Regions from separate parts of the Homo sapiens genome. Here region 2 is linked to region 1. Evidence: chromatin loops called from intact Hi-C (ENCODE). Cell type or tissue: natural killer cell. All regions are shown on one strand. Links, peaks and the distances in the headings refer to the core of each region. The heading gives the core; the rest is flanking DNA. Region 1 holds the start of ZNF674 (zinc finger protein 674). Region 2 overlaps SLC9A7 (solute carrier family 9 member A7).

What was found. Peaks named below come from ENCODE experiments on the same cell type or tissue, not always from the same donor. Only the 100,000 strongest peaks of a DNase experiment are listed, where the experiment ranks them.
Region 2: it touches region 1 in a loop (2.4-fold over the local background); 44 of 110 quality-filtered maps call a loop at or near these places.

What each region holds. Positions count from the first base shown.
Region 1 is chrX:46,539,221-46,550,288 of GRCh38, reverse strand. It overlaps ZNF674 (zinc finger protein 674), which reads left to right and starts at 4,868. Exons shown (of 6, transcript NM_001190417.2): 1 at 4,868-4,918; 2 at 5,678-5,788; 3 at 8,173-8,216. The coding sequence starts at 8,202. ZNF674-AS1 (ZNF674 antisense RNA 1) reads right to left here and starts at 4,799. Exons shown (of 2, transcript NR_015378.3): 1 at 4,662-4,799; 2 at 1,814-3,823. RefSeq lists enhancers at 4,530-4,679, 4,295-5,494. In natural killer cell, for the core only: no CTCF peak of the experiment used is centred there; a DNase peak (open chromatin) is centred at 4,838; H3K4me3 peaks cover 1,597 bases; H3K27ac peaks cover 1,899 bases.
Region 2 is chrX:46,681,708-46,692,775 of GRCh38, reverse strand. It overlaps SLC9A7 (solute carrier family 9 member A7), which reads left to right. Exons shown (of 17, transcript NM_001257291.2): 2 at 10,241-10,440. It also overlaps the pseudogene YBX1P8. Among named protein-coding and RNA genes, the nearest start is that of SLC9A7, 72 kb to the left of the region's middle. In natural killer cell, for the core only: a CTCF peak has its summit at 6,541 (motif pointing right); a DNase peak (open chromatin) is centred at 6,545.

The DNA.
Region 1 (11,068 bases), core at 2,163-7,162:
CATAGGTAAAGAAAGGCAGATTTATCAGAGAAAGTTTGAAGATACGTTGTAAGGGTTCAATGGGCAGCACAGCAGAGAAGAGGCTGTCTGAGAGGCAGGGGCTGGAGGTTTTAAGTTTTATAAGGTTGTGCTGGAAAGGCCACATGCAAAACAAGGTATCTGGGAACAGGATGTGTGCCAGCAGGTTGTCTGCAATTAGCCATCTATAGAACAATTGTTCTCTCTCACCTGGGACCCCTTCCTTCTTGTTGCTTACTTATCAGGACTCCACATTCCATATATTCTGATTCTGGATTTTTTTGTTTCAGTGATCTAATTCTGCTCTATGCCACATTATTTACTTTAGTTTATAATGCCCTCTAATATCTTGTAAGATGAGTCTTCCCATGTTACCTCTATCCACCAAATACTCTTAGTTGTTCATATATTTTTTCTGCCAATTAAAATGAAGTATAATTGTACTATAGGCCCCTGATCCCATTTAGCATATTGGTTAAATTGCCTTAAATCTATCAATTAGGCTTAGGGACAATTTCGGTTTTTTTTTTTTTGAGACGGAGTCTCGCTCTTGCCCAGGCTAGAGTGCAGTGGCGTGATCTCGGCTCACTGCAAGCTCTGCCTCCTGGGTTCATGCCATTCTCCTGCCTCAGCCTCCCGAGTAGCTGGGACTACAGGCACCCGCTACCATGCCCGGCTAATTTTTTTATATTTTTAGTAGAGACGGGGTTTCACCATGTCAGCCAGGTTGGTCTCGATCTCCTGACATGATCTGCCCGCCTCGGCCTCCCAAAGTGCTGGGATTACAGGCGTGAGCCACCGTGCCCGGCCAGGTTTTACAGTATTAAGTCTTCACTAAGGAGTACAGTTTATTTTCCTTTATATAGATGATGTCCAACCTTCTTAGGCTTATTTATACTTGTGTTCTTGCTTTTTGAATTGCATCATTTTTCCTACTATATATATTTTACTAGTCATCATTCACATGTACATTACAGCTAATCCAGATACTACAAAGCCCATAGTTGGTATCTAGCTAGGTAATAGCCACAATACCATTTTCATTTCAGAAAAGAAAGTGACAATGCAAAGGTGGACTTGAGACACAGAGGGAAAAAGGAACCTGGAAGATAGTATGCTAAATGAAATAAACTAGACACAGAATGACAAATACTGCATTATCTCACTTAAAGGTGAAATCTTAAAAAGTTGAACTCATAGAAACAGAGAGTAGAACAGTGGTTACCAAGGACTGGGGATGCAGGAGTGGGAGACAGGAAATGGAGAGATGTTGGTCAAAAAATAAAAACACTCTTTTTTTTTTTTGGAGACAGAGTCTTGCTCTGTCGCCCAGGCTGGAGTGCAGCGGCACGATCTCAGCTCACTGCAACCTCTGCCTCCCAGGTTCAAATGATTCTCGTGCCTCTGCCTCCCAAGTAACTGGGACTACAGGTGCGCACCACCACACGTGGGTAATTTTTTGTATTTTTAGTAGAGACAGGGTTTCACTATGTTTCCCAGGATGGTCTTGAACTCCCGAGCTCTGGCAATCCACCCACCTTGGCCTCCCAAAGTGCAAGGATTACAGACGTGAGCCACCACGTCTGACCTAAAAGGTAAAAACATTCTACGATGAACAAGTTCTGCAGATCTAAGGTACAGTATGGATGGTGATGGATGTATTAGTTGATTGTGGTAACCATTATACAACGCATACACATATCACATTTTAAAAACCCACTGTTTTAGGTATAAAAAAGAAAGACATGTATTTTTAAAAAATGAAAGAAAAACACCGAGAAAAGATGAGGCAAGCATAACAAACCTAGTGGTTTTCATTTGAAGGCAGTGGTTTTTAAACAAAAGTATTTTCACAAAAGGAATGAGAACATCTCAGTATTATATATTTGATACAATTCCCAAATAAATTGTCACAATAAAACAAGGTTGCTTATGCAGAACCCTTGAAATACAATGTATGTAAAAATATTTTTACTACTGTGCTCAAGAATAGAGATTTTGAGGACAATTCTTACATATTTAAGAAGCAAAAACTTTAGTTAATACTCAGACTTTATTCAACATCAGAAAATATGCAATGAAGAGAAAATCTACAATTTAAATCAGCTTGCAGATACATTTACTTCTGGATCACAACTTACTCAGCATTAGAAAATTCACACTGGCTGGGCGTGGTGACTCACCCTGTAATCCTAACACTTTGGAAGTCTGAGGGCAGGAAGAGGCCTTGAGTCCAGGAATTCCAGACCAGCGTGGGCAACATAGCGAGACACTATCTCTACAAAAAATTTAAAAAATTAGCCAGGTGTGGTGGCGCACACTTGTCCCAGCTACTCAGGAGGCTAAGGTGGCAGGGTCCTTTGAGACCAGGGTCCTTTGAGCCGAGGCTATAGTATGCCATGATCACGCCTCTAAATAGACACTGCATTCCAAACTAGGCAACATAATGGCATCCTGTCTCTAAAATAAATAAATAAATAAGAAAATATTTGGCTGGGTGCAGTGGCTCACACCTGTAACCCCAGCACTTTGGAAGGCTGAGGCAGGCGGATCACCTGAGGTCAGGAGTTCGAGACCAGCCTGGCCAACATATAGTGAAACCCCGACTCTACTAAAAATACAAAAAAATTAGCTGGGCATGGTGGCGTGTGCCTGTAATCCCAGCCACTCGGGAGGCTGAGGCAGGAGAATTACCTGAACCCACGAGATGGAGGTTGCAGTGAGCCAAGATCACGCCGCTGCACTCTAGCCTGGGCAACAAGAGCCAATAACTCCATCTCAAAAAAAAAAAAAATTGGCTACATGCAGTGTTTTTATCACATTAACCGGTATTATGGTGAAGTTACCTTTTGAAAAGTCATCTGGCGAAAACAACTGTTAACATCAGATGACAGTGACTTTGACAAAGCATTATACTACTAGGGTAAAAATGACTGAAGAGATTGGCGCAAAATGAGGAAAGGGGCTTCGTTTCTGAGAATACCAGCTCCACTCAACACTGGATACTCTCCTGCCTATGGAAATCCACAGGGGCAGTTGCAGAGAGTGCTGCATGTTTCATAGTGTTGGGATAGGACAATGAAAACTAACATTTACCAGGTGCCTGCCACGGGCTATTCCTGGGCTTGAGGCTCTAAAGATGTCCCTTTGAACAATAACAACAGCCATCTAGGTTAGGTGGTCCTTAGCTATGGCAGAAAAGAGGGGACTGAGGCCCAAGAAGCTAGTAAGTGGTGGATTCCAGTCTTTTCTTCCAATGGATTAGTAGACACCAATGGCCCAGGAAGGGTGTTTCTTGATTTTTGAATACTAACATCATGAATAGCAAATGCTGGCATGGCAATAAGGGCATGCCCTGCATCTGGTCACATTCAAATCATCAGTCCCTTCTCTTTCTGCATAAACACTTGATCTTACAGAATCAGGATATGGAGAGATGCTGGCCAGGGCCACAGATCAGGTGCTTCTGCAGTTTGCAATTTCTTTACTCTCCTCAGGACATATTAACCCTATCATACTATTAACCCTTTTCTGCCTACTGATAGTGATATCTGAAAAGGTTATCAAATCACCTCTCCTCTAGAAATAAATAGGTTGGTATCTCTAAACCTGGCCATCAGTAACACATACACATGAAATTCTGAATGAGCAGTAATTCACTGCTCACATGTCCAAGGGAAAACAGGCTCTTTTCCTGGGACTTGTACAGGAGGCTTGGAGAGAGTCACTTCCCAGGGTCTGGCTGTATTGAGTTTGCAGATTTAGGTTGTAACTCATCCAAACTATCTGGGGAATGCAAGTTAACCTGAGAGGAGAAAGAGAAAGAGGAAAAACACTCATGTTCAAATGGAAATTAAATACGTGTCTGATAGATTACACAAATGTCTTGGACACATCTATGAACAGTGTCTGGCACCAGCTGGCTCTAGCACAGAAGGGTTTGCTGTGTACCTGAGGGAGACTCTGTCATACTTGACCCAAAGAGGCCCGCTTGGTGACCAGGCAGGCATAGTAAGCATGGAGAACAACACTTGTTCTCTTTCTCCCAGACCCAGACAGGAAACAGAAAACTTTCCTCAAGTTTACTACAGGCCTTTTTAGCGGGCCATGTTGCCACTGGCTGGCATTCTCAGAGAAAACACCTCTCCGCTAAAAAGTAAAATCCAGATTCTCCCAGGGTGTCTAAGATCCTAGGAACCGGAGCCCCACCACTGGGTAGAGAACAATCAGAATGAGGCTTTCTTCCCTCACTTCGGGAGGTTGCTGGCTCTGAAGCCCGGCTCCAAAGCCCCTCTTCCAGGCCACTTCCCCGACTGAGCCAGACCTGTTGCTCTTAGGACGCTCTGAGCCAGGCCTAGGGCCCCGCTCCATGTGGCCTGCCTGGACCCTAGAGGGCCGCGCTCTGGAGCTGCCACAGATGCCAGAGGCGCGACTCTTTTTCCTATTCCTAGGAGCGGAAGACAGAAACAGTGGCCTTGGGGACAGAGGGGTGGGAACACCCCACGTCCACTGCAAGAGAACGAAGTGGAAGAAGGGATTTCGGCTTCGGAGCCGGCAGGGGCCTGGGCACTGGAAAGCCCGCGCGGAGTTCTCTCGCCTCTCGCCGCCCAGGTACGCCTCCCCGGACCTTTTGTACGACTTACCGTTGGAAATGGTCACACATTCCTTCTCCCCTTAGAGCGAACACTGTCATAACCACTGAAGCGCGGGCCGAGGAGCGCCACATCGGCCACAGGCTTTGTTGCCCCGCCTTCAAAGCCACTGCGCGTGCGCATTGCTTTGACTTCACGTTCCCAGGGGGCTGTGGGAAGCGGAAATGCTCGGCTGACCCGGAGGGTGGCGCTTCGTTCACACTGGCTGTTGTCATCCGCCCCTGAGGTTTCAGGCTGTCGGCAGTGAAGTAAGCGGGAGGGTGAGGTGGTGATGGTTTTGATCGGGGGAAGGGGGGACGGGAGGAATGACGGGAGTTTACGGGGCCGTGGGGTCATGGGGCCACGGGTGAGCGTCCTTGTGGGGATTGAGTGACACAGGCGGTGGGCGTGAGTGTTGGGGGCGAGGTTCGGGGCCAGCGAGTGACTAATTGATTGAGTCACTCAGCGCTTGTATCCTCACCCGGTGGTAACTGCCAGACACTCTTGCAAATGTTTCACATTAGCAGGAGCCCTGTGAGGTGTTACGATGATTATTTTCATGTTATAGAGAGAAAACGGTACAGTGTGGCTTGGCAACCTGTCCAAAGTCCCGTAGGTAGCAAACCCGAGGAATCCTTTTTCTTTTTCTTTTCCTGTACTTTGTTTATCATGTTTATTGTTTCCAGTGTGTCTCTTCCTCCAGACTAGAAATCTGGAGCTGGGAATTTGAGATTTTGTTCACTGATGGATTTGCAACACGGAGAACCGGCTCATGGAAGGCAATCATTTCTTCAGTGAATAAAAGTGGCACAGCAGCCAGTCAGTTGATTCCAAAGCCCGGACTCAGGAAGGCAGGGTTTCGCTCACTGAGGATAATTGAGCTGTGCATGAATGTTAACTCTTAAAACTAGAATGAGGGGTTGTCCCTCTTCTGTTGGGTAAAAACCTTTGGGTTTCACTCAACTTCACTGCATGGAAGGGAGCATAGGTGTTGCTAATTGAATCTCCTGTGGTCATTGTGTTTCCAGGGTCAGAGTGCAGACCTGAGACCACTGCTCACCGATTTCAGACTCCAGTTTATCTGTGCCTCGGCTTCCCCACTTAGTCGCAGAAGACTTAGGCTGAGGCCCCAGGAAGAGGTGAGTTCCCTGGGTCACAGGCAGAGATCTAGTGCTATAGTGATGGCCCCAACTGGGGTGTGTTTGTCTCTGAATCCCTTGGTCCTGCCGCCTTGGACACAAGAGAGGTACGCTGAGCTGAGGCGAGTTGGAGGAGAAGCCTCAGCAAGAGCCCAGACCCAGATCCTCAGAGCAAAGGAGGCTCACGGGACAGCAGGTCCTAGAAGAGCTGGACCCGTAGTGGCCTTTGTCCCTCACTTCAGCTGAGACAGAGCAAAGCTGGCTCTACTTCCAGGTGCCATGGAGGACCATGTGACAGTGCAGTTTGATTCCTGCTGGAGGAGGGACAGGTGAAAGTCACAGGTGGATGGAGGCATGGATGTCCCCCATGGGGGCAGGTGCCCTGCTGTAGTACCTGCAAAGGCGGGATGAGGCTGGGAAGGATCACAGCCAGCCACAGAGGATTGGCCTCTCCTAGCACACCTATTTGTGCACCCCCATGCTTCCTTCTCTTGCCATTGGCTATTTCTGAATTTGAGTCAGCCCCACACCATCAACCAGGCACCTGCTTCCAGGGGAAATGCTGAGTGTCCGTTCATCCTGACCAAAGTGCAGAAAATATATTTTTAGTTTATAGAATTTCAGAGTAGTCTCTAGGTATGCTGTCATCCAGCTCTGCTGCCTTATTTCAATGCTTAATGAAAGTGGGCCAGGGGACATGACCTGCTAAGCTACACGGAGCTGAACCCTGTTGTCCTGATGGTATCACAGTGATTGCTGCAGTATGAAATGGTTACTCTGCACAGAATCTCCTTGCTGGAACTTTCTTTTGAAAATCTGCCAAAGAAGGAGGAGCATGGCAATCAAAATGCAAATCATGGGAAAGGAGGAAGTGGTGGGGTGGGAGCAGGGTAGGTGGCCAGTTAGAGAGGTGGATGCAGGGAAGCAGGCACAGTGGTTTTCAGCCCCTCACAGAACTGACAGTGCTTGGCTGTTACCCACCCAGCCCCACACCTCTCCTTCCCTGCGGCCCTTTGAGCCCTGGTTGGGCTCCTTCCTCCAAACCACATGAAGAGATCTTACTCATACACACTTGGAGAGTGTCTTTTCACCTCTAGGGCTCTGTTTGATAAGAAGTGATTTTTTAATAAATTTTAATTTTTGTTTCATTAGTAATTAATATTCCTTGTCAAAAATGCAAATAAACAAGAAAATTAAAATCACCGAACAATGTAACCAATGTCAGCATTTGAATAAATGCTGTTTGAGGTCAGGCGCGGTGGCTCATGCCTGTAATCCCAGCACTTTGGGAGGCTGAGGCGGATGGATCACCTGAGGTCAGGAGTTTGAGGCCAGCCTGACCAACATGATGAAACCCCGTCTCTACTAAAAATACAAAAATAATTAGCTGGGCATGTTGGTGCATGCCTATAATTCCAGCTACTTGGGATGCTGAGGCAGGAGAATCGCTTGAACCCGGGAGGTGGAGGTTGCAGTGAGCTGAGATCATGCCACTGCACTCCAGCCTGGGCAACAAGAGCAAAACTGCATCTCAAAAAAAAACAAAAAAAAGAATAAATGCTGTTTGAGACTTCATATTTGTACATATTGCTTAACAAAAATGAGATTACACTGCAGTTGCTTTGTTGGAACCTCCCTTTAAACACCCAGGAACTGAAAACAAAGTTCAGAAACCATCTTTAAAGCCTGTGTAGTATGCTTGTTTTGCACGTGTCATATTTTTTTACTAAGTCCCCTTTGCTGCACATTTAGTTGCTTCGAAGATTTTTTTATTTTTTTGTTTATTTTTGAGCCAGGCTCTGACGTTGTCACACAGGCTGGAGTGCAGGGACGTGATCATGGCTCACTAACCTCGCACTCCTGGGCTCAAGAGACCCTCCCATCTCAGCCTTTTGAGTAGCTGGGACTACAGGCATGCACCACCACGCCAGCTAATTTTTTTAATTTTCGGTTTTGTAGAGACAAGGCCTTGCTATATTGTCTAGGCTGGTCTTGAACTCCTGGCCTCAATCAATCCTCCTTCAGCGCCCCCCGCATGCAGGGATTATAGGCAGATTTTTCATAGTGGAAATGACAATGGTGAACATTTTGCATCTTTGTGCTAGGAATAGAACTCTTGAGATAAAGGAGATGTTAAGTTGTTACTGGTTTCTGACATGTAGATGGCTTTGGACACAAGTCATACATCTGTCCAGTAAGGGAGACAAAGTTTCATGTGCAAAACCCACATGATCTTAGTAGCGTCCCATGGAATAGGCTGAAGCTACCAGGCCTTATTTTTAGATGATTCTTCCCAGGGTGCAAAGGTAATTATTATTAGGGTGGTGATGATGATCTTATGTCTATACCCACTGAACTCAACCCTTCTAATTCTGTATTTGTAGATCTCCATCCTTTGCAGGAGCACAACAAGATGGCCATGTCCCAGGTGAGTTCTAATGTACCCCTACTTTTTTTCCAGTGAAATTGAGGCAAAGTTTGGAATCTATATAATAAACTTGAAAATACCAATTATCCCCTCTTCTCTGGCTGTTTTCTGTTCAACTTGTCCTCAGCCTCTGGTTTCTCTAATCCTTCCCCTCACCAGGAGAGAGGAAAAACAAAAAGATACCTCTCTCTACTTGTTCTTCCAGAAACTGTACCTCATCTTTTCTTCTTCTTCTCAGAGAAGAATTGTTTAAATACATAGATTCACCTTGCTTTTTCCTCTTTCTTCACTTCTAGATCGCTTGGTCTTTTTTACTGTGTTTAAGAGAATAAGTTTGTGTATAATGTTTTAATGTACATAGAAGAAACTAGTAGCCAATAAAGTTTCTATTTCTTCTCCCCCCAGTACCACGTTCCTCCTTAGAGATGTCCACTGTTAACAGTTGGGTGAAACTGTGGGGTAGATGCATTTATGTCAGTTTAATGAACTAAAAACGTACACGTATATATTTTTTTTATGCTTTTACACAAATGGCATCATATTCCCATACCCATCTTGCTTTCTGAACCTGATTATATCCTGGGTGGTGTTCCTTGTCAATATATAAAGATTGTTTTAATTCCTATTTCATAGTATGGATGTATCATGTAACTATTTTTCTATTCACAGATATTTAGGTTTTTAATTTCTTTTTCTTTTTTTTTTTTTTTTGTGACGGAGTTTCACTCTTGTTGCCCAGGCTAGAGTGCAATGGTGCGATATCGGCTCACTGCAACCTCCGCCTTCCAGGTTCAAGCGATTTTCCTGCCTCAGCCAACCGAGTACCTGGGATTACAGGCATGTGCCACCATGCCCAGCCAATTTTGTATTTTTACTAGAGATGAGGTTTCTCCATGTTGGTCAGGCTGGTCTCGAACTCCCGACCTCAGGTGATCTGTCCACCTCAGCCTCCCAAAGTGCTGGGATTACAGGTGTGAGCCACCGTGCCTGGCCTTTTTTTTTTTTTTTTAAATGGAGTTTTGCTCTTGTCGCCCAGGCTGCGGTGCAGTGGCGTGATCTCGGCTCACTGCAACCTCTGCCTCCCAGGTTCAAGCGATTCTCCTATCTCAGCCTTCCAAGTAGCTGGGATTACGTGCACGTGCCACCACACCCGGCTAATATTTGTATTTTTAGTAGAGACGGGGCTTTACCATGTTGGCCAGGCTGGTCTCGAACTCCTGACCTCAGGTGATCTACCCACCTCGTCCTCCCAAAGTGCTGGGATTACAGGCATGAGCCACTGCACCTGGCCTAATTTTTTTTTACTATTGTATACAGTACCTCATGAACAATTTTCTCTGTATCTACTTGCTCTGTAGTACCAGTGTTTATGGAGGTTATACCTGGAAGTCGGGTTTTGACTAAAAGGTAGTGAGACTTAAATTTGCCCTCCGAAATCCTTCATAATTACTCCTTTCACTAAATGTAAAGACTAGATAATTTCTGCGTTCCATTTTTCCAGGCTATTAAAGATGAAAAGGTACCCAGTTCATTTTGTGAAGCCACTTAACCTGAAATTTGAAGAGGATACTACAAAAAAGAAAATTATAGACCAGTTTCCCTTAAGAACATGGATGTCAAAATGTAAAAGTATTCTGAATAGAGCATTAAAAAATTGAACATTTAAAAGTAATGCATACACATAGTAAAAATTCAAATGAAAGTTTTGTTCAAGAAAAGGCAAAAAATAATTCTCCCATCCTCAAGATTCCTTCATTTTTTGGTACAGTCTTTCAGAGAATATGTATGCTTATCTGTCTGGATGTATGAATCTTTCTTTTTTTTTTTTTGAGACAGAGTCTCGCTCTGTCGCCCAGGCTGGAGTGCAGTGGCAAAATCTCGGCTCACTGCGAGCTCCGCCTCCTGGGTTCCCGCCATTCTCCTGCCTCAGCCTCCCGAGTAGCTGGGACTACAGGCGCCTGCAACCACGCCCGGCTAATTTTTTGTATTTTTAGTAGAGACGGGGTTTCACCATGTTATCCAGGATGGTCTCGATCTCCTGACCTCGTGATCCGCCCTCCTCGGCCTCCCAGAGTGCTGGGATTACAGGCGTGAGCCCCCGCACCCGGCCAGGATGTATGAATCTCTTTGTCTGCTCACTCCTGTGTGTGCTAGTTCTCACTCTGACACGCTTTTTCTCTAACAAATTAGAGCTCATTCTGGTCCTTCTGGTCTTGTCTTCATGATCATTCCACTTTACTTGTATTTAGTTGTCCCTAGGGTTTCTTACTGCGGCACTATTGTCATTATGGTTCTGATCATTATTTGTTGTGGCTGCTTTCTTGTGCATTGTATGTGTAGCAGGGTCCCTGGCCTCTATCTCTACTAGGTGCCAGTAGAATCCCTCCCCAAGTTTTGGCAACCAAAGTATCTGTAGTCATTGCCAAATATCCCCTAGGGGAGAGAATTATCCAATGTTTAAAACCAGTGGTCTACCTTGTTTGCAAAAGCAACTGCTTGGTATTTCATTGCATGGGAACACCAATATTCATTTACCTTTCTCCTAGTGATGAACATTTAGGACATTTCTAGTCTTTTGCTGCTATAAACAGCATAGCAATGTACAGTACATTCCGTTGCCTGCATGTGAGTATGTCAGATGTGAGATTTCTAGGTCAGATTCATGTGCATCATGAATTTTGATTCAGAACTGTCAATTTGCCCTCCAAATAGAATATACTGATGTGTACTCCTAGCGGCAGTATATGCCTTTTCACGTAAGTGGGCAATCACAGTGCATTATCCAATGCTTTGATTTTTGCCATGATGCAGCATATAAGAATGGTGCATTTTAATTCACATTTCCTGAAATT
Region 2 (11,068 bases), core at 3,662-8,661, 140 kb before region 1:
TATAATATCATGGTAAGAAGCTTAGAGACCATTCGTTCTCATTTCTGAGCATGCATTGAAATCAGATATGGAACTTCTTTAAATCAAAATACCTCAAACACCCCCTAAACCTACAGGATGAGAAGTTACAGGAGAGACTCTAGACACCTGTACTTTAATTGGTTCCCCAAGATGACTCTGAATACCACAGTATAAGACCTGTCTGCTGTTGAACAGAGTGTTTTATAAATGTGATGGATAATTGGACTTGTATTGTCCCTTCCAACATTGGCATTTTGTAGTGGCATGAGATCTGGATAAAATGAGTGTGGGGCAACTGTAGACATGCCTTAGGTATGTAGGAAACACAAGCAGAGGGATTTTCCTTGGACAAGCAGGCAGGACCTGTGGTTCTGTTTGTGGTGGGCTTCATATCTCATTCGGATGGTTCAGTGCCAATGCTGAATCTCAAGCAATTCTGAAAAAAATCTTCCTAATGGTGCCATGCAGGTCATCTGATTTTAAGTGACCTGAATGCATTAGAGAAATTGAGCAATAAAATCAGTGGCTTGTGTCTCACACTTCAGGTTTAGCCCATTATATGGCAGATACTTATTTCCCATTTTAATGGGAATTTTTAATAGTAAGGTTGCTAGCTCCATGAAACCTGTCTTCCTTGCAGTCTTTTAATTCTTATTAAAAGAAAACTGATAGAGTAAGGTTGCTTACTTTTTGGCCTGTTTACCAATCTACAGTGCCACAAAGATTGATGATGATACATTATATGATGATACTGTTTTATTACTATCATTATGTGTTTTGCTAAATCCCTGGGAGAGTCTTCTAAATAAATCAGCATTTATACAAGGACAATTATGCCTACCCTTGAAATTTTCCTCTGGTGAAAACCCTATATAACTGTAAAATTGCTGTAGAAGTGCTCATTTTACAGGCACCTGGGAAGCTGCTAGAGGGACAAATAAGGAAGTTATGGTGTCCTGTGCCTTTGCTGGACAGGACAACTTCAAAAACAGTGAGTTCTGTAGCTACTTTTCTAGAGATATTTTTTCTATTTTGCTCCAGCCCACATATCACTTGTCTTCCTAACCTCCATCCCCAATATGCACTATTTTTATAGCAAGAGATGATGCAAAGGAAAATAACTAATTCTAAAGGGCTCATAAAAAGCAGCATTTGTACAGCTTTTGACAGTTTATAAAGGGTTTTGACATATGCATGTTCTCACTACATTCTTACAACAGCCCAATTTTAGAAATGAGCAGCAGAGAGGTACTTTGTGCTGGATTGTAGCTAGGTGGAAAGTGAAGTTACCTACCCAGGTCTTCTGTCACTGAATCTACCAAATTCTTCTCCATTATGCTTCCTCATTACTACCAGACAAAATAAATATATCAGGAAAAGTTGGTAAATAGCAACAAATAATGCCTTAGAATTAATTTGCTACAATATACAAAAGCAAACATTTTCAGTAAATTTTTGCTTCTTATACATTTATAAAACATGGCAAGATAACAAGCATGTAGGAATTCTGTTATTCATGCTCATGGGAGGACTTCTGGAATGACTGTGTGAGAGCTCAATAAATCTTCTTCCCAAAACACAGCAATAAAATTGGACAAAGTTGTCAAAAATAACTATTTAGTCTCTGTAAATTGATGAAAGGTCAATTAAATTGAGGAACATTTATTAAAGAAAATCTACTGAATCTTGGTAAGAATAGTAGGTGTCTATGGCATTTAAGATTGCTCCCATCCCTGCCAGATCCATGTTCTGGATGATTTATCACAGGCAGGTGGAATAGACTGCAGTGACCACCAGCTCCCATTTCTCCCACCAGCTCCAGAAATAAACCATTGTGTTTATGGTCAGTTGATTTTCAGCAAAGGTACCAAGAGAATTCACTGGAGAAAAGACCGTATTTTTAACAAATGGTGCTGGAGCAATTAGATACCCGTATGCAAAAGGATGAATTTGGACCTTAACCTGACACCATACACACTAAGTTAACTCAGATTGTATCAGAGATCTAAATGTAAGCATCAAGGCTATAAAACACTTAAAAACATAAGAAATATTCATAACTTTGGGTTAGACAAGTGTTTTTTAGATATGATACCAGAGCCACAAGCAATAAAATAAAATGGATAAATTAGATTTAATCTATCAGAGTAAAAAAATTTTGCTCTGCCAAAGACAATGTCAAGAGGCTGGAAAGACAAGCTACAGTCTGGTAGAAAATATTTGCAAATCATATATCTGACAAAGGACTTGTATCTAGAATATATAAGGAACCCAAAATGTATAAGGGAACCCAGAATATATAAGGAACCCATAAGAAAACAACCCAGTTTTTAAAATGGGCAAATAACTTGAAGAAACATTTCTCTGAAGAGGGTATTAGGATTGCCAATAAGTACACAAAAAGATATTCAACATCATTAGCCATTAGGGAAATGCAAATTTAAAGTATGGTGAAATACCACTACACACCTATTACAATAGAATGGCTAAAATGAGAGATATTGGCAATACCAAATGTGGATGAGGATGTGGAGCAACTAGAACCCTCATATGATGCTGTAGGGGACAGTGGTTAAAAAATGGTATAGTTGGGCATTTGGGTTGGTTCCAAGTCTTTGCTATTGTAAATAGTGCTGCAGTAAACATACGTGTGCATGTGTCCTTATGGTAGAATGATTTATAATCCTTTGGGTATATACCCAGTAATGGGATTGCTGGGTCAAATGGTATTTCTTTGATAGAATGGATAAAGAAAATGTGGCACATATATACAATGGAATACTATGCAGCTATAAAAAAGAATGAGTTCATGTCCTTTGCAAGGACATGGATGAAGCTGGAAGCCATCATTCTCAGCAGACTAACACAGGAACAGAAAACCAAATACCGCATGTTCTCATTCGTAAGTGGGAGTTGAACAATGAGAACACATGGACAGAAGGAGGGGAACATCACACACCAGGGCCTGTCAGGGGGTAGGGGGAAAGGGGAGGGAGAGCATTAAGACAAATATCTAATGCATGCGGGGCTTAACACCTAGATGATGTGTTGATAGGTGCAGCAAGCCACCATGGCACATGTATACCTATGTAACAAACCTGCACGTTCTGCACATGTATCCCAGAACTTAAACAAAAAAAAAAAGAACTGAAAAAAAAAAAAGGCATAATTACTTTGAGAAATGGCTTGCAGTTTCTCATAAAGTTAAAGATATGCTGCACATATGACCGAGCAGTCCCACTCTGGGTATTTACCTTAGAGAAATGAAAACATGTTCATATAAAAACTTGTTCATGGGTGTTCATGGCAGCTTTATTTGTGCCAGCCAAAAGCTGGAAAGAAGCCAGATATCCCTCAGTAGGTGAGTGTTTATACAATGGAATACAACTTAGCAGTAAAATGAGATGAAGTGTTAATTCACACAATACTTGGATGAACCTCAAAGGTGTTACGCTGAGTGAGAGAAGCCAGTCTCAAAAGGTTACATACTGCATGGTTCCATGTATTTAACCTTGCAAAGACAAAACTGTATTAATGGAAAAAACAAAACAAAACAAAACAAAACAAAAAGCAGTGGTTGCTGGGGTTAATATGTAGGATGAAGGTATCAGTGTGAAGAGATAGTACAAGAGAGTTTTGGGGGAGTGGTAGAACTATTTGGTATCCTTGTTGCAGTGGTGCTTACATGAATCTATATGTGTGTTAAAATTCATAGAACTGTACACCAAAAGAAAAAATAATTCATTGTATAACAATAAAGCAAAAAAAAAATTTTAAGACAACATCAGAGAAATTTTAAAAAAGAAAGGAAAAATATAGGTCATAGATTTGGGGAAAATATTTTCAAATTGTATTTTCAATAAGGGACTTCTATCCAGAAAACAAAAAGTTTGGGTTTTTTTTTTACCATTCAATAAGAGAACCTGAGTTAAAATATGGCAAGAGATTTGAATGACGAGACATTTCACCAAAGAAGATATACAATGGCCTATAAGCACATAAAAAGATGCTCAGCATCTTTAGGCATTAGGGAAATGCACATTAAAACTACAATGAGATACCTCTGAACATTCTCTAAAACAGGTATGATCATAAGACAATAACAAGTGCTGCTGTGCCTGTAAACAAACTATAACTCTTTTTTTTTTTTTTTTTTTGAGGCGGAGTTTCGCTCTTGTTGCCCAGGCTAGAGTGCAATGGCACGATCTTGGCTCACCGTAACCTCCACCTCCCAGGTTCAAGCGATTCTCCTGCCTCAGCCTCCTGAGTAGCTAGGATTACAGGCATGTGCCACAACGTCCAGCTAATTTTGTATTTTTAGTAGAGATGGGGTTTCTCCATGTTGGTCAGGCTGGTCTCGAGCTCCTGATCTCAGGTGATCTGCCCGCCTCGGCCTCCCAAAGTGCTGGGATTACAGGTGTGAGCCACTGCGCCCGGCCAACAAACTGTAACTCTCATGTGTTGCTGGCGAGAATGTAAAACAATACATTTTTCCCAATGTAGTTTGGCAGTTTCTAAAATATTAAACATAGATTTATCATATGACACAGCAGTTCCACTCCTAGGTATCTACTCTAGGGAAATGAAAACATGTCCACAGACTTGTATGCAAATGTTCATAGCAGCGTTATTCACATTAACAAAAAAGGGAAACAACTCAAATATTTATTGATTAGTTAATGGACAAATAAAATATGATACACTGGTACAGTGGAATACTATTTGGCAATAAAAAGGAATGAAGTACTGATACATGCCTCCAACATAGATAAACCTTGAAAACATACTAAGTGAAAGAAGCCAGACACAAGAGGCTACATATTGTATGACACCATTTATATTAAAAGTCCAGAAACGGCAAATCTATAGTACAGAAGGTAGATTAGTAGTTGCCTGGGAATTGGAGTAGGAAGCAGGAAGTGACTGCAGATGGAAATGTTTCAAAATCAGATTGCAGTGATGATTGTGCAACTCTGTGAATATACTAAAAATCATTGAATAGTATACTCTAAAATGGGTGAATCTTATGGTATGTAAATTGTACCTTAATAAAATTGCTTTTTAGTTTCACCACATATTCAAAACAAGGAACAAAAATATTTTGAATGAATTCTCCTTGAAACTAATATATCAACGAATAACACAGCTGCATAAGTAGCAGAACAAGTAGAACAAGGTATTGAAAGGGCTGTAATATTCACTCTCAAAATCCAAGTCATGTAAATTACCCCCAAACCTGAAAAGTCATTGTCAACTGCTGGAATCCATTGGATTCTCTTTATTCATTGAATTAGAAATAGTTATCACCATCTTCAAACACTGTGTAACTGGATGCAAAATGAGATACTTTCTTTTCTTGGAATTTCAGATGAAGCTTTAAAACTCATAACAACCCCTACTGTGCTGTAAAAAACTCCACAGTGGTGGCCACACTGATCAGGTGATCACCTACCCTCAGTACCTTACATAAGAAAAAATGAGGTCTCACTAAAGAACAGTGCACCCACGTACCTGTTCTCCTCCGTAACAAAGGCTTATTAACATAGACATTTAAATATTGTAGCTGATGGATGGCTGTCTAGAATTAAACCTCACCATGTCCACTTGTTCAGCTCTCCTCCCAACAGCCTCAGCCACAAAAGGAAAACTGGCACCAGACCAATGGGAGCTGGTTTCTTTAATGAACCCGTGGGATTTTTAAACCACACGTTGCTCTCATGATTATATTCCTTCATCATACTACCAAGTTTTGGATAAGCACATACATAAACTATATATATGCAAGTACAGTTGTGAAGTGAGTTTTTTTCCTATCCACAAGTTGAAACAGTCTCGAATTTTTGCCCCTTTGGAGTTTACCATCTTGTTTTAAGCCACATCAAATGTCAAAGGAATTTCATCCATATTTGCTTTCTGTAAAAGTTCAAAACAATTCTTTCATTAGTAATGTACCTACGAAATCAGTGATTGTCTCTTTATCAGCTGACATTTTATGTGCTATTTTCCCTGGCCCAAACACACAGTAGGTTATTTCTCTTTGTGATCTAGAACACTAGGCTGTTAATCTGGTCAAATCATTAGTGCTTCTGTTGCTCTCCATCATTTTTTATGAATACTGAACTTTCTGAAGCTTTCAAAAAAAAATCTAGTGCATGTTTTAATTCCTTGTAGCTATGACCACTTCACAGTTCCCTGTCAGGATGTCTCCGAGATCCAGCAGATGAAAATATGCTGTTCATGTTTTCTCCAAGTCTTTATCATTTTCTCACCTAATTACCTTCCTGCAGTTCTAATATCCTATTCTTTCTTCAACTGGAAAACGCCAAATATGAACTTAATATCATGCCATGGAATATAGTGGTAATAAATATGAATCTAAAATGTCTGGGGAGGTACCCAAACTCTACCTTGAGTTAGTGGTGTACCCTGTGGCTTGGTATATTTTTGGTCAAAACTGTCAGGATGGTGTTAACCTTACATCTCTGCTGTGGTGTTTTGTGTTGCCATATTTTAACCACAAGGGGGCAGCATCACCACCTTCGCTGTCTCCCTTCCATCTTTAATATGAGCGCATTGGGCCCAGGGTAGAGAAGAAAAGGTTTTACAACTTTAAAAAGCAATATTCGTCATCTGGTGATGATTGTAAATATGATAGTGATGATTACTGGAAGAGAGTTGAAGAATGTTTCCTCTAATTGAGGAATTTGTCTACAAATATAAACCCTCTCTTGTTAGAGTAGTATTCATGAGGACCTTTGCTAGTATGCTTCAGTCTTTCCATTAGCTCTGCTAATAATGAGGTTAGAAAAGTCAAGAAACAATGAGTTACATGAAGCAGGTTCTGATTTTTAGGAGAAAGATAGTCTGTAAATGACTTGTTTTGGCTTCCTGATGACAATTTAAGTTAAATCATGTTCCAAATAGCTGCCTCCAGATGCTGCAGATCATCCTGTATTATGATGAGTGTTGAAGGGCTAGAGTCGTCTTTGCCATGTAAAACTTCGTCAGAAAATAACTGTCTAACCAGGGAGTGAAATAAGACTAAAAAGCATCACAGAGTTCCATCTAGAGTGGAGAGAGAGCCCCCCAGAGCCCTGAACAGCTCCACTGCCACCAATCTCATTACCATCACACCTGCAAAGGGGCCACTGCTGCCACAGCTGGCCCCAGTCACCATTACTGTGACCGCAAACATGAGCAGTGAGGCTGAGACACTTGGCATGACACCATGGGCAGAGGCAGAGGGAGTGGCAGCCTGCAAACAGGACAAGAAGGTTATCCCAGTGAAAGTTTGGGAACAGTAAGATGGTTCAGTGTAAGAAATATATATGGTTTCGTCCACAGGAATGACACTGGGTGAGATGTATTTGTATGCCAGATTGTCATAAAGAAGAATAACCCCCAGGAAACACCCTGGCAGTACAGGGGATGGAGAAGCTGTGGAGTTCGATGTTGAAGGAGAAAACGGTACACAGGCAGCAAAGATTGCAGGCCCTGGTGGAGTTCCAGTGCCAGGCAGTACAGATGCAGTAGACTGAAGCCATTATAGATGTTATCTGCATCATGGGGGTCTTCCACACGGTCACCAGCACAATTACCAGAACAATGAGAGTGGGGAAAAGAAGGATTGGAGAGTTCCCTTAAACGTCAGGCCTTACAGCACACAGAAGATGCCTCCTCCCTTGCAGAGACCCTATGATTCTTGACCAGAGTGTTCTAACCCTCCTGTGCAGAGACAAGTGATGGAGGGTGGTGACAACCAGGGTGAAGGAGAAGAGGTAGGTCAGTGAGACAGATTACGTATTGGGGTTACAGACCACGAATCTCCAGGGCCCCTCCTCACCTAGAACAGTAATGAACACCCAAGGCCAGCAGCCATGTCATTGTAGGCACCCCCCAACTTCAGTTACCAGCACAGACACCCAGAAAACCCTGAACCACAAGATGGCAAAGAGACTGACAGCTAGGAAGTCCGTTGCCAAGGCTGAGCAGAGCAGGACAGAGTAAATGCCAGCCAACCATTTCTAGTGTCATCTGGTTTGTCATCCTACAGGAATAAATGAATATAAATTCCAGCAATAAGACCTGAACAAAAGATTGGTTCTGAAGACCTTAAGTGACTGCTTTTGGCCCATTTACCAGACAGCTAGCACTATCTGAGTTATGGAGCTTTCATTACTTTTCCCTACAGACATCTCTTTTTGGTAATGATAAATATGTTTTTTTAAATATGTTTTTTAAAAGGTCTGGGGCCAGGCATGGTGGCTCACGCCTGTAATCCCAGCACTTTGGGAGGCCGAGGTGGGTGGATCACCAGAGGTCAATAGTTCGAGACCAGCCTAGCCAACATGGTGAAACCCCGTCTCTACTAAAAATACAAAAATTAGCTGGGTGTGATAGCGCATGCCTGTAGTCCCAGCTACTCGGGAGGCTGAGGCAGGAGAATTGCTTGAACCTGGGAGGCGGAGGTTGCAGCAAGCCGAGATTGCACCACTGCACTCCAGCCTGGGTGACAAAGTGAGACTCTGTCTCAAAAAACAAATAAAATAAAATAAAAGGTCTGGTTTTTCTTATATGCCTTTAAAGGTTTTCAAATTGTTTCGTATCTGGTCAGATTGAGATTATTAAGAAACTCATTTTTAAGTTGTAAAAAAAATCAAGTTGTTTTATTACAAGTCAACAAACTGCAAGTATCTGTTAATATGGGTCTATAATAATTATAATAACACAACACAGATGCAGATTTTGGCTCAAAGAACTATATTTTTCTAGATTTTATATTTTATTTGCTATTCAACAATGTCTTGTGAGTTCTTATATATCTTGGTGATAAGAGACATTATAGAACATTACACATGGAAGACAGTAAACATCGTTCTTTTTCTCAGCAACTTTCTCCATTAATGGCAAAATGAGATGAGGAAGCAAATATATCATTCTGTCTTTTAATATTGCCAGCAAAGAACTGAATTTAGAGAGAAGTCTGAAATTTTCCTTCTAGAGAATTATAGAAAGTGTCTGATAGTGATTTATGGCTGGTTTTTTGTTTTTGTTTTTTAATCTTTCACTCACTTTTACTTGGGCATGTCTGACTCGTGTTCAGGTCCAGGGAGCCACACTCCTTCCTTATTCACAGAATTGAATGCTTATACATGATCTTGCTGTTTTTATTTTTCCTAATGGGAGAGCCCTACTAAGAAGGGTATGAGACTTACATACTTGTAGCTGATGATCTTAGCCATCTCATAGCTACAGCCCCAAGAAGCCAGCTCTCCAGCCCCTGAATCCTGACTCCTCAAATGTACACTGCAGTGTTTCACTTCCCAAGGGGTGTAATTACCTTCTCCATGATACCAGTGTTTCAAATGACCTAAGCAAAAGAATTTCTTTTTTCTCCCCTTTCCTCTGATGTGTGGCAAAGCAAGTTACATTTATAGCAACTGGAAATTCCAGTGGGCTGGTCCTTGCTGGCACATGGCAACAGGACTGGCTTGAGGGATGCTGCTGAGTGAAATGAAAGAGCTCAGCAGTTCTGCTTTGTGCTGTCCTGGCCAGAAAAATCTTTGCTGCTTGTCATCCCATCTTCCTCCACTAGAAGCCTGAGAAATGAGACATGCTCAGGTGTTAAAAGTGGTCACAGGGCTGGCTGGATGTGGTGGCTCACACCTGTAATCCCAGCACTTTGGGAAGCTGAAGCCAGCAGATCACTTGAGGTCAGGAGTTCGAGACCAGCCTGGCCAACATAGTGAAACCTTGTCTCTACTAAAAATACAAAAAAAAAAAAAAAAAAAAAATTAGCCGGGTGTAGTGGTGGGTGCCTGTAGTCCCAGCTACTTGGGAGGCTGAGGCAGGAGAATTGCTTGAACCTGGGAAGCGGAGGTTGCAGTGAGCCCAGATCACGCCACTGCACTCCAGCCTGGGTGAGAGAGCGAGACTCCACTCAAAAAACAAAAAAGTGCTCACAGTGTCATAATACCACTGAAGGTACTGTCCCACCTTGTCCTCCTGGTGGCCGAGCAACTTAAATCGGACCAGAATAGATGGATGCTTAACCCTTTCAATCCTGAAGGCCCATGCAGTTTCTCCTAAAATACATACCCCATGCCCAGTTTCTAAGATTACTGCTGCATTTCTTAGTTGTTGAAAGTCAACTATGCCATTATTTCCACACTTTCTCTATCCTTCCTCAGGCCTGATGAGTTTTTTTCCACTCTTTCAGGGCTCATCGTTGGGGTGATCCTGAGGTATGGTACCCCTGCTACCAGTGGCCGTGACAAATCACTCAGCTGCACTCAGGAAGACAGGGCCTTCAGTACCTTATTAGTGAATGTCAGCGGAAAGTTCTTCGAATACACTCTGAAAGGAGAAATCAGTCCTGGCAAGATCAACAGCGTAGAGCAGAATGATATGCTACGGAAGGTGAGCTGGGGACACTCAGCCATCCTTGTCCTGACATGGTTGTTGATTCCCTGACTTGTCTTGACCTTGTGGAGAGAAATCCTTCCAAACTCCTGGATTATCCGTAACATTCCTGGCTCTCTGTTTTGTTACAAAGCTTTTTGGTCCATGATGAGGAGAAGGAAGAACCAGATCTTCAACTTGAGCCTTTCAGCTGGTGACCTTTGTGGGTCTGTTAGCATCTGTAGCTGAAATGGGCCACTGATTGTGCAATGGATTTGTACGTCCCCACTCAGCTCATTTATCCAGCCACCATCTCCTCTTTGCTATGTCTCTTATCCTTCCTGTGGTTTAGGGATGATATTGCTACTTTCTTAAAATAAGATTGATTTCACTTTTAGCTTAATTTATTCAGTATTCAGAAGGGTAATTCTTAGTTCTTCGTGGTTCTTTTGCTATATCCTACAAATATTTGAGTGCTTACTCTTATCAGTGATTGATGCCAGAGGCTTAATGAATCTTCAGGGGAAGAAGAAGATCTTGTTGTCTTAGAATTTGAGTCCAAGCATTTTCATTTAATGTTGGGGTAGCAACATAGTCCACATGAAAAAGCATTATACATCTTGCATGGGTAATTTCCAGGATAAGC